Linked DNA regions of Homo sapiens: region 1 is linked to region 2. A link is a contact called in ENCODE Hi-C data. All regions are on one chromosome and are shown on one strand. The core of a region is the stretch at or near the end of the contact, and the rest is flanking DNA. Distances in the headings are between cores, read along the strand shown.

Region 1 (5,819 bases), core at 3,030-5,529, 300 kb after region 2:
TCTGTTTATGAAGGGCTGCTCCAAACCCCAATGAGAATGTTACATAAAATAGAGTATACAAACTAAATTATCTTTCTAAAATCCAAAAATATTGGAACCAAAACCACCTCTGGAATATGCAACTGTGCAGTAGGAATAATGATGACGCCTAATATTTATTGAACACTCAAACACTTAGCTAGCATTTATTGTGGCTGTTTTGGGGAGTGGTGATAGCATGGATTCTGAAGCCAGACTACTTGGGTTTGAATCCTAGTTTTGTCCTTAGCTGTATAACTCTAGGCAAAAAACTTAACCTTTCAATACTTCAGTGTCCTTGTCATGATCATGGGGTTAATAACAATACTTATATCATTGTGGTAAAGATTTGAAAAATTAATACAAGTATAATCCTTGTACTCGGGATTATTGACCACTAACTATTGAGGTATTGTGGTGTAACTGATCAGGGACAAAATGAGACCCATTCTACACACCTGTGCAGTCATCAGGGATGCCATGCTGCCACAGGGTGAAAAATAATTTCAAGTTTTTCAAGGGTCTGGTGCTTAGTAAGCATTCAATAAGTGTTAGCTATGATTATGTGCCAGGCATTGCACTAAGCACATTACAGCCCAATCTCTTCACTGCCAACTCTACCTCTAATATGTGGCAAAGAATATAACTCTCAATTTCTTCAGTTTAACTACCAAAATAAAAAAATCTTTCATCTCTTTAATTTCTAACTTTCTGTAATTTTAGACTTATGACAAATATATTCACATAGAAATATGGATAGAAATACCCTCAACTGAATATATCTATATACAAATAAAAACTAAGCCACAATATTCACCACAGTGTGGTTTTCAATAGTAAAATATTGAAATGAACTTAAATATTCTACATGATCAATTTGACTAAATATGGTATCTCACAGTATGACAGAAAAATTACTCATACACTTGAAAAAATTACTGAGGAATGTTAATACGGAAAAGTTCACAGTATAATGTTAAACAAATAAGTTTATTAAAGTATGTACACTGTGACTTTTTCTCTCTCTATATATATATATACACACACACACACATAAAATATGTACCATAAATTTCTATGCTTTATCAAAAGATCAGGTATTTCTAAGTGATGCAATTTCTACTTGCTTTTCTACATTTTCTATATAAAACACATAAAATTTGAAGCATGGAATGAGGTAGTATGGGATACCACACATCACATCCTGGTCATGAAATGACCGCTAATTATCAAGGTATTGTGGTATAACTGATCATGGCTAAAATGAGACTACACATGTATGTGGTTATCAGGAATGCCATGCTGCTGCAGGGTGGAAAACATTTTCAAACCTATCTTATAACAGTTTCATGAGCTACCTAAAATCTTTTCTGGAATAAGGTGAGTGTGGTGAAATAAAAGTCAGTTCAGGAAATATTCTTGAATTATTGAATTGATAAATGATGAGAAAAGAATATGAGGCTTACAAAGTAATACAATAAAATCAAACTGATCTTGCTTTTCTCCTTTAACACTGCAAGTCATACTGATATTCATTTCAGTAGCTAAAAATCAAGAAGAGGAGGATTCTCTTAGAACTCTAACCTCAGGTCCTGTATTTTCAAGAACCACAGCTTAACATATAACAGTGTAGTCTGTTAAAATGTCCTTTCTTGTTTAGCTTGATCAAAATTAAAAGTACATTTAGTATGAACTGCAAGACTATAGTTTAACACAGAACAAAGATATATTTTTAAAAACACTAGCAATGTCTTGAAAGACTTCATAGTAAAAACATGATGTTAGAAAACCTGTAATAATAATTCAAGAATTATTTCTGTAAACACTACAGAAATAATCACTAAGTGACAAATGTATACAAATCAGTTCTTAAACACAATGTATTATCATTTGAAGCTACAAACTAGTTACAAATTGCAGTTACAGAATGCTGTAACAGTATTTTATGTTCATTCTTAAGTTACAGGTTGTAGAATACAGAAACAGTTGCCACGGAGTTCTATAAATCTAGTCTTCCTGCATATAGCAAGAATTCATTCACCATATCTCCTCTGTTCCAACCCATTCCAAGCTACTATTACATGGCTCATGTCTGTAATCCCAGCACTTTGGGAAGCCGAGGTGGGTGGATCACCTGAGGTCAGGAGTTCGAGACCAGTCTGGCCAACATAATGAAACCCCATCTCTACTAAAAATACAAAAATTGGCTGGGTGTGGTGGCGGGCGCCTGTAGTCCCAGCTACTAGGGAGGCTGAGGCAGGAGAATTGCTTGAACCCGGGAGACGGAGGTGTGGTGAGCCAAGATCACGCCACTGCACTTCAGCCCGGGCTGAAGTGAGTGAGACTCTGTCTCAAAAAAAAAAAGAAAAGAAAAAAAAGAAAATCTTGCCTGGATTGTCCTACCTGACCTCTCTACTACTTCTGCCCTCTCATCCCACAACCCATCCTCAACACTGAAGCCACAGTTGATCCTCTTGAAATGTAGCTCAGATCATGACACTCCTCTGCTCCACAGCTTCCAATGGTTTCCCATCTGTCTCCAAGTAAAAGTCAAAATCCTTACTATGCCTTATAGGGCCAACATGTTCTGGCCCTCCACCTTCCCTGACCTCGTGCTACTCTCCCCCTGGTTCACTATGCTCCAGCTATAATGATCACCACACTCAATCCCAACTAGCCTTTGCACTTGTTGATCCCTAGGCCTGGAATATTCTAGCCCCACGAAGCCACACAACTTTCTCTCTCACTCCTTCAATGAAATGTCACTTTACCCCTTGACATTTTCTAACCCATTTCTTTGCTTCCCTTTACCATTAGTTGTCATTATTTCATGAACTATGTATTCTATTTAAGTACTTTGTTCATTGTTTGCTTCATTCACTACAATATAAGCTAATGAGGGCAGGGATTTTTTTTTCCTATTTGTTCACTAGTACACACCTAGTAATTGGGAATCTATAGCTACTCAATAAACATTAGCTGAATTAATGATGAATGACTGGTAATCTATGTGGGTGTATATACATGCAAAGTTTACAGCATCAATATTCTCAGCTGCAAGTATACAACTAAACTGACACTAAAACTCAAAAATAAGGTATTATGACAAAAGAGATACAACTGTGTATTTTGTGATTTATTAAACATCTATCAGCTTATTCCAGCTCACTCTGCTCTCTTAACAGGCATCGAAGTCCTGACTTCACAACTTGGCCTTTAATATCTTTTGTCTGTTGCTGCTCATTACTTATTGTCTTTTTCACCTTTTAATTTCCCCTACATATCATCTACTATCATTTATGATTAATAATAATAACAAAAAATAACTCTTATTTATAAAAAGCTTATTCTGTGCCTAGCACTGGGCTAAGCATATTACATATATTACCCCTCATTTAATCCTTACACCAATCTAAAGCAGATTCTACAATCCCCACTTAAATTAGTAAACTAATGTTTGGAGAAGTTAATTAACTTACTCATAGTGACAAAATTAATAAGTAATAGAACCAGAATATGTACCTGGCTGTCTGATAAGAGAGCTAGTATACTTTACTACTCCAAGTACTGAATAGTTATATAAGTACTGAAGAGCTCTTCCCATTCATCATACCTATAATTCTGATACCTATTGACACATGTTAATGGTGATCATTACAAAATGTATAGAAATCACTGTATCTGCATTTTTAAAAACTGTTCTGTGAGCGACCAATTTGTGTTCAAAATATTTATTAAAAATGGGGGAGGGAACTAAATATTATCTTTAATAAGCAAACTAAAAACACTACAAAGAGTTTATTAAACCAGCTAGAGATATCCTTTCTATGGAGACACAATTTATATATTCAGTAGCAATAGTCAAAATACTTTAAAATTGGGACAGCATGGGCATCAACCAATCAGAACAAACACTGGCTATAAAATACAGTATGCCCACACCAGTTTGCCCCTACAGACTGAAGACTAGCACCATCAAAGGTGAATCATGCAATATAACTTCTTACTCTCCCATGAATGCCAGGAGGGCCAAAGTAAAAGATCTTTTAAAGAAGAATGAATGGCTAAAGGTAATTCTCCTTTCAGACCCTAGAACTGGATTATGCAGACACGTAAGGGCCTAGTTATAGTAATTAGAGGAAGCAAGCTAATTAAAAGCTTTTGACACCTGAAGCAGGGGTAGCAGGCCAAAGCAGCAAGCTTTCACAACAAGCTCTGAAGCCCAGAAGCCTTGAAGCTGCCGGAGCAAGGCTGGAGCAGGCAGAAGCGGTGAGCCACCAGGAAACTGTTGACAGGCAACACCCAGGGCGTAAGTTAAAGGTTTTCCTGAAAGCAAAAAGGAAAACCCAGCGTTAAGTTAAGCAGTAACTAACACAATTGAGTTGTAGAGAGAAGGTTCGTAACTCACTGAGCTGCTGAATTTCAATTATATCTTGCTCACTGTTTCCCATGATTTATGCATTTCTTATAAGAGTTACATAAATGATGCGTTTATTTTCATGTTTTTTTTTAAGAAAGAGCATAACTGATAGAAATGCTCCTATCAAATATTCATGCAGAGGTGAGCCTACCCACTGGGCCTATATATCTATTGACAAATTCCTGGTAGAAGACAAAACATCTTGGAGGAAATGATTATCTCTCTAGGGTCTCTTCATTTCTAAACCTACTAGTTCATAAACACTACAGGGTATGTAAGCCCAGCAGAGATATTTTCATCAGGAATGAATAAGCAGTAAAGCTCATAATCCAGCCAATACTACCTTTCTATACAAAATCAATTCTGTCTTGAAATAACAGAGTTAATTACCAGCAACCTGTTGCTTTTATTTTACATATTTTAATCAGTACACACATACAGCAAGAACACACCAAAAAAAAATTTAAAAAGACACCTCACACTAAATCTCAAATATTATCAGTCATGCGTCAAGTGCTCTGACTTGATCCTGGAGGTTTAAATGGCACTGACCTGTGACCAGGCAGGACTTGACAGACTGCTGGACTGCTCTCTGCTGCCACCAACTCCCCAGCCCTGTACCCCATTCTTTAATTCTTCCAAGTATCAGGACAGTAGAGCAAATTTGGCTGTCCTTAAGTAACTGCCTTACATATCCTAATGAGCAACTACAAGTAATTTTTCAAATCCCTTTTTTTCTTCAGTCTCTTTAATGAAAAAAAGTCATGTTATATATATATATATATATATATATATATACACACACACACACACATACATATATGGATATATATAAAATAAGGTTATATATAAGGAAATATATATTATGTAAGGAATAATATATATAAGAATATATATATACTTTGTCTTTTTATTATTGCTTTTTATTTCCATAGCTCAATCTCAGCTGAACCCTCAAATCTACCTGCAGTCCTAACATTAATTCTATCACTCTCAACAGAACTTTACTAATCTTCCAAAATGTCCTGTGCCACCCTGCCACCACAAACTATCCCATTCCTGTCCTATCTACTCTTCACCAGCAATTAATGACCTGGTTGCCTACTTTATAGATAACAGACCTTTTACATTCCCTCATGCCAACTCTAAATGTTTTTGCGCTTCATACCTCTTTTCCTTTTGAACCCTACCACTTTTCAGGGCTAACAGTATCATTTGACATCTTGATCCCAAACCCTCTCCTTCCTTCCCTTCCTGTCCTTATTCCATTAAAAATTTCTTTCCTGCTTTCAATCCCCCTTTCTCCTGGATATCAATTGAAAAACTTTTCCAAGACCATTCCCCATCCAAGAACAAAAATATGAACAAAAACGTCACCCCC
Region 2 (5,708 bases), core at 3,066-5,565:
ATTCTGCCATCTTGAGATAACTACTGTTAACATTTCAGCATTTTTCTTTCAGCTTTTTTTCTGTGTTGGTATTTTTCACATCACTGAAATCATACCTTCTCTGTTACCTCCTGTTTTTTTTAATTTAAAAAAATTAAAAAAAATTTAATCGACAAAAATATATATGTTTATCATGTACAACATGCTGTTACACTGTGGAATGGCTAAATCAAGTTAATAAGCACACACATTACTTCACATATATATCATTTTTTTGTAGTAAGGACACTTAAAACCTACTCAGCAATTTTCAGTACAATAAATTGTTATTAACTGTAGTTACATAAACCAAAAATAAAATTCTAAGGCCCTGCAACCATCTGAAAGGATCCCTCCTCCTGGCTAGGGCATTCCAAAGTTAGCCTAAAAACTGGTTCAGGCCATGATGGGAAAGGAGGGTCGGACATGCCTCATTATACTCTTCTGCCTTTGGGATTTCAGGAAAAGCTGACGAGCATTTAACATCAACACAGGACCTTAAGTCCGCTAAGAAACATTTACAATCTCTTCTCTGTGAAGCTTGCAACCTGAAGGCTTCACCTGCATGATCAAACTTTGGTCTCCACAACCCCTTATCATAATCCAGACATTCCTTTCTATTCATAATAACTCTTTCAACCAATTGCCAATCAAAAGTTTTAAATCTACATAGAACCTAGAATTCCCCTCACTTCAAATTGTCCCACCTTTCTGGACTGAAGCAATGTATATCTTACATTTTTATGTCTCATGTCTCTAAAATGTATAAAGAAGGTTGTGCCCCGACCACCCTGGGGACATGTTCTGAGGGTCTCCTGAGGGCTGTGTCTTGGGTCATTGGTCACTCATATTTGGCTCAGGATAAATCTCTTCAAATATTTTACAGAGTCTGACTCTTTTTGTCCACAACACCATGTGGTACAATAGATCTCTTGAACTCATCCCGCTTATCTAACTGAAATCTTGTATCCTTTTACTAACACCTTTCCAACCCTTGCCTCCCAGTCCCTGGCACCCACCACTCTGCACTCCGCTTCTACGAATTTAATGTGTTTTCTCGTTTGTTTGTTTTTTGTTTTTTTTCTGAGATGGCGTCTCACTCTTGTTGCCCAGGCTGGAGTGCAATGGTGCGATTTGGCTCACTGTGGCCTCTGCCTCCCGGGTTCAAGCGATTCTCCTGCCTCAGCCTCCCATACCAGTTCAACTTTTTCAGATTCCACGTGTAAGTAAGATCATGCAGTGTCTGTCTTTCTGTGCCTGGCTTATTTCACTTAATATAATGCCTCCAGGTTCATCCATGTTGTTGGAAATGACAGGATTTCCTTCTTTTCTAAGGCTGAATAGTATTCCATTGTGTGTATATACCACAGTTTCTTTATCCATTCATGCACTGATGAACACCTAAGTTGATTCCATTTTTGGCCATTGTGAATAATGCTGTAATGAATGTGGGAGTGCCGATATCTCTTGGACATACTGATTTCATTTTCTTTGTATGTGTATATATTATAGTAGCGGAATTGCTGGATCATATGGTAGTCCTGTTTTTAATTTCTGCTTTTTATATTTTCTTTATATTTTAAAAATTTTAAGAATTTTTATAAGTATTTCTTACATTATTAAATACTCTTTGAAAACAATCTTGAAGGCTGTATCAATGGTTAATAATTTGCATAGCAATTCCCCTGTTGCTGTACTTTCAGCTTGTATCTAAGTTTTTGCTATTACAAATAAAACTGTGCTGAATATCTTCTTGTACAAAATAACTTCCTGAAGGTGTATTATTAAAACTAAGAATATGAACATTGTTGAGGCTAACTCTTCTGAAAGAGGAAATAAGGTTATCCTGGACCACATGCTGGCTCTTAGTGGCCAATTCTTTCCCTTCTGAATATTCAAGGCCACCCATTTCATCCTCTCTTTTAGCCACTCATCCCATATTAATGTCAAGCTCACCTTAATATACTTTTTAGATTCTAATTTCTTAGCCTTTTTGAAAATCAGGAAGACATTGCCTGCCTCGTCAGTCTTCCAGCAATATTTCTGTTCATGAAGGTTTCTTAAAAATGAAGTCTCCTGATCTGTGAGCTCCCTCAGTAGCCTTGAATATGACATTTACAGGTCAGAAGACCTGAGTTGTTCTGAGGCAGCAGGGTGCTTTCTTACTGCCTCCTCCTGTGCTTGGAGCTTCAATTTCTCTTTCCAATAGTGCTCTTCAACTTTCCACCCTGACCGTAATTCTCTTTAATAAGGGAAACCACAGGAGTGTGTGGCAGAGAATATCAGCGCTGGGCAAAACTCATGCTCTCCTCTACTTCCCAGGCACACAGCTGGGGGACATCTCCCAGACTCCCCTGCAGCCAGCTGTGGCTATGTCATTGAGGGCCAGCCAGTGAAGCGTGGGCAGAAGTGATGTGTGCCTCTGCCGGCCTGGCCATTAAGACCCCCGCATGGAGTGGAGACGACACCCAGGGCGACCTTGGAAGTGGCATGATGAAGAGACCAGAGCTTTTGTGGAGCAGTAGTGCGGAGGAGGAGCACCTGCTGAACCACTCACTCCCCGACAGTTGTGTTGGATTGTGGACCTGTTTTCTCTTTGCCCACTCTGGGCTCATTTGCAATTATAACCTCGTTGCTTCTGCTTGAGCTATCTTTCCTTTGTCTTGGATCATGGGATCAAGCATGCGTAATTTTTCTCCAAATACCTTGGGATTCTTCTTCCTAACTCTTGGTACAGAGTCCAGCTGTCCCAGGCTCCTGGATGACAGGGAGCTTTCTCTCACTCTCATCTGACCAACAGGTTCCCCTAGCGGTACATAATTAGATCCAAAATGGTGCTTCTCTTTATCATTTTCTCTGCTTTCTGAGAAATGGAATTGTCATTTTGGCAAGAATTTGGCAGAAATTGTATTTCAGATTTTAATACAATTGAGAAAAAACCATTCATAACCACAGTTGTCTGGTACGTAATGAAGGTAGATCTTGCCGAATGGAACATCCTTCTCTGCAACTTGGTGGGTTTGAATGGCTGAGTTTGGCAGAAGGAATGGTAGAGAAATAGATGACTCTACAGAATAAATGGGGAAGGATTTGGAGTTCTGGAAGCAATATAAAAGGGAAGGGGTAAAGAGGAGAGATGGGAAGATGAGGAGCCAGCTGGATCACTCTGTAAGGGGAGCTAGCCTAAAATCCTAATGGGACCGGATGGCTCAAGAGCTTTTGAGAACACTGGTGTCCAATATTTCATTTGAAGTTGTTGAGTAGATCTCCTCCACTCCCCTGAGGGGTTGGTGCCAGGCTGGACAGGGACAGCACACAGATGGTGAGACAGCCCACAAGCTGAATTCTCCACTTGCAGAGGCTGAGAACCAGCGATGACTGTAAATGTGAGTCTCTGCCCGCCTTCTGCCCTGGCCTCCCTCCTGAGAACTGGCCAGACTTTTGAGGAGGAATTTAGACTTCCAAAGGGTGGAGAATAGAAGTTTCATCCAGTCTTATCTAGGGAAGCTCCCGCTGACATCCAAATTACATAATAAACACGGCCAGTAAAATACTACTGCTACTACTATCATAAAATAAAATAAGGAATTAAGTAGATAGGTCAGGAATTTGGCCCCTTAAAACACTGAGGCCAGAGAGATTACACAGTGTGCCTCAGGGATGTTTTGCTCTGTTCTCAGGTTATCTGGCTCCTATTCCTTGTGTCCTCAGTCCTTGCCTGGGAAGAGAGTGCAGTGAGCAGGGTAGCTCCTCACCCCCTCTCCTCAGGTACCAGGTGCTCCTGGGCCCTCAAGGGCTCAGCTCTTCCCTCCGCAGCTCCTGCAGGGGCTGTTGGGTTTATCAGAGACTGGTTCTGTCAAAGAGCTGAGCTCAGGGGAACATTTTGGGGGAGTGAGGTTCCTACCACCTTGGAGATAGCTTTTTCCAAACAAGGGGAAGCATTTGAGAAATATGTTCATTAGTAAGTTCGTCAGTGGTCATAAAGATATTTTGTCTGATGGCAGAAGGCCTGAATCTTTGTTCCCATAAAAGACTTACTCCTCTAACCAGAAGAATAAACGAAAGGTGGTGAGACACTGGGGACATCTGGGCAGCCATGGAGAAAGAGTTTGTGGATCTGACCCACTGTTCTCCTCTTGTCCAGATAAGGACGTGTGTTTGTGTGTTGACTGGTGAGGACAGGAGGAGGTTTCCTGAGTGCAGAGTGCCAAAGCACAAAGCCTGAGATAAAAAGGCATAAATAGACCTAGAGCCTGACCCAGAGCCAGGCCCAGTGTCCTTGGGCTGGTAGGACTTGCAGGCCAGGTCCCAGATGGGGAGGGGGTACTGGGGCTGAGCAGCTGCTATGGAAATTTCCATGGGCTGTACACCAGCTCTTGGTAAGCTCTTGCACTCAGCATGGCATGGGGAGGACATGGGTTATGAAAGAGGCACAAGACTTAGTCCAAGCTTATAAGGAGCTAGGCCTCTAGAGAAAAAACTCAGGCTTGCCAAAGCAGCAAGTAAACAAACAGGTTGGAAAATTTTGAAACAAAGTTGTAAATAAGGTCAAGGCATGGAACCAGTCAAGAAAAGTCAATATCGTATTCCAGTTATTAGAACCTCATTTCACCTTCTAAGGACAATGTTGAAAATACAAACTTCACATTAAGATAAAAATGGGTTTTATTACTTTAAATACTAATAAAGAGGTGACAATATATTAGTTTTTTAAAGAAAAAACTTTTTATAATTAATTGCCACTTGCCAGAGTTTGAGATTTTCTTAAGAATTCAGGTTAAACTTACAAAATCATTTTTAATACAGAAATCAATGAAAAATGATCCAAAGACATTAGTTTCATGCATTGGTAATCGTTACCAAAAGCCTTACAGTGTGCAATTTTGTAAAGTCAATGTTGCAACTATCCCAGGAATTGGAGGTCTGTGTTTTTCCCCTCTCTAGTAAGATTCAGGTCGTGTGTGTGTGTGTGTACAAGTGTGTTCACACGTGTGCATGTGCAATGTATGAACCCACAATGCTGACCATAATGCTGGACTCCCAATGCACTGGTTAGGATGCCTTTGCTTGTATTTAAAGAAGCCATGAAGAGGACATATTAGTTCACATGGCTGAAAAGTTAAGTGTTAGGGCAGCCTTCTAATAAGCTTTAATCAGGGCTCCAGTTCCATTTCTAATTCTGTCTGCCTTGCCCTGTTGTGGCCAGATTCCTTTTCGGGCTGGCTTATTCACAGTTGCAAGATGTCTGTGAACAGCAACTCAGCCAACAACAACTCGTCTAAGGAGAGAGGAGCTATTGTTTCCTACAGCCGTTGCATAGAAGTCCTGAGCTTCCTTCTGATTGGACCACCCCAGGACCAGTCATTGAGGGCGTGCCATGTGCTGACTGGCTGAGATTCAAAAACCTATCATCTTGTCAAGTGGATTGGGATTGACTTATATCGGGGGCATGATATGGTTTGGTTGTGTCCCCACCCAAATCTCATCTTGAGTTGTAGCTCCCATCCCACGTGTCATGGGAGGGAACTGGTGGGAGGTAATTGAATCATGGAGAGGGTCTTTTCCATGCTGTTCTTGTGACAGTGAATAAGTCTCATGAGAGCTGATGGTTTTATAAACGGGAGTTCCTCTGCACAAACTCTCTTGCCTGCCACTGTGTAAGACATGACTTTGCTCCTCATTCTCCTTCT

Evidence for each region. A loop is a pair of places that touch in the nucleus more often than their neighbours do. Pooled maps may share reads with other maps.
Region 1: a map of K562 shows a loop between it and region 2 (2.2-fold over the local background). The contact joins two enhancer-like sites. A Hi-C loop is called at or near these places in 2 of 168 maps with a recorded cell type or tissue (K562 and heart right ventricle), 13 of 37 single-sample maps with no recorded cell type and 9 of 50 pooled maps.

What each region holds. Positions count from the first base shown.
Region 1 is chr1:227,215,077-227,220,895 of GRCh38, forward strand. All of the region lies in intron 2 of CDC42BPA (CDC42 binding protein kinase alpha), which reads right to left. Among named protein-coding and RNA genes, the nearest start is that of CDC42BPA, 100 kb to the right of the region's middle. Within about 2 kb of position 4,280, at least 3 of the 41 ENCODE cell types and tissues checked have a DNase peak (open chromatin) inside an H3K27ac peak, as active enhancers do.
Region 2 is chr1:226,916,421-226,922,128 of GRCh38, forward strand. LOC107985354 (a long non-coding RNA gene) reads left to right here. Exons shown (of 3, transcript XR_001738506.2): 2 at 1-1,240; 3 at 2,341-5,708. Among named protein-coding and RNA genes, the nearest start is that of COQ8A, 21 kb to the right of the region's middle. Within about 2 kb of position 4,316, at least 9 of the 41 ENCODE cell types and tissues checked have a DNase peak (open chromatin) inside an H3K27ac peak, as active enhancers do.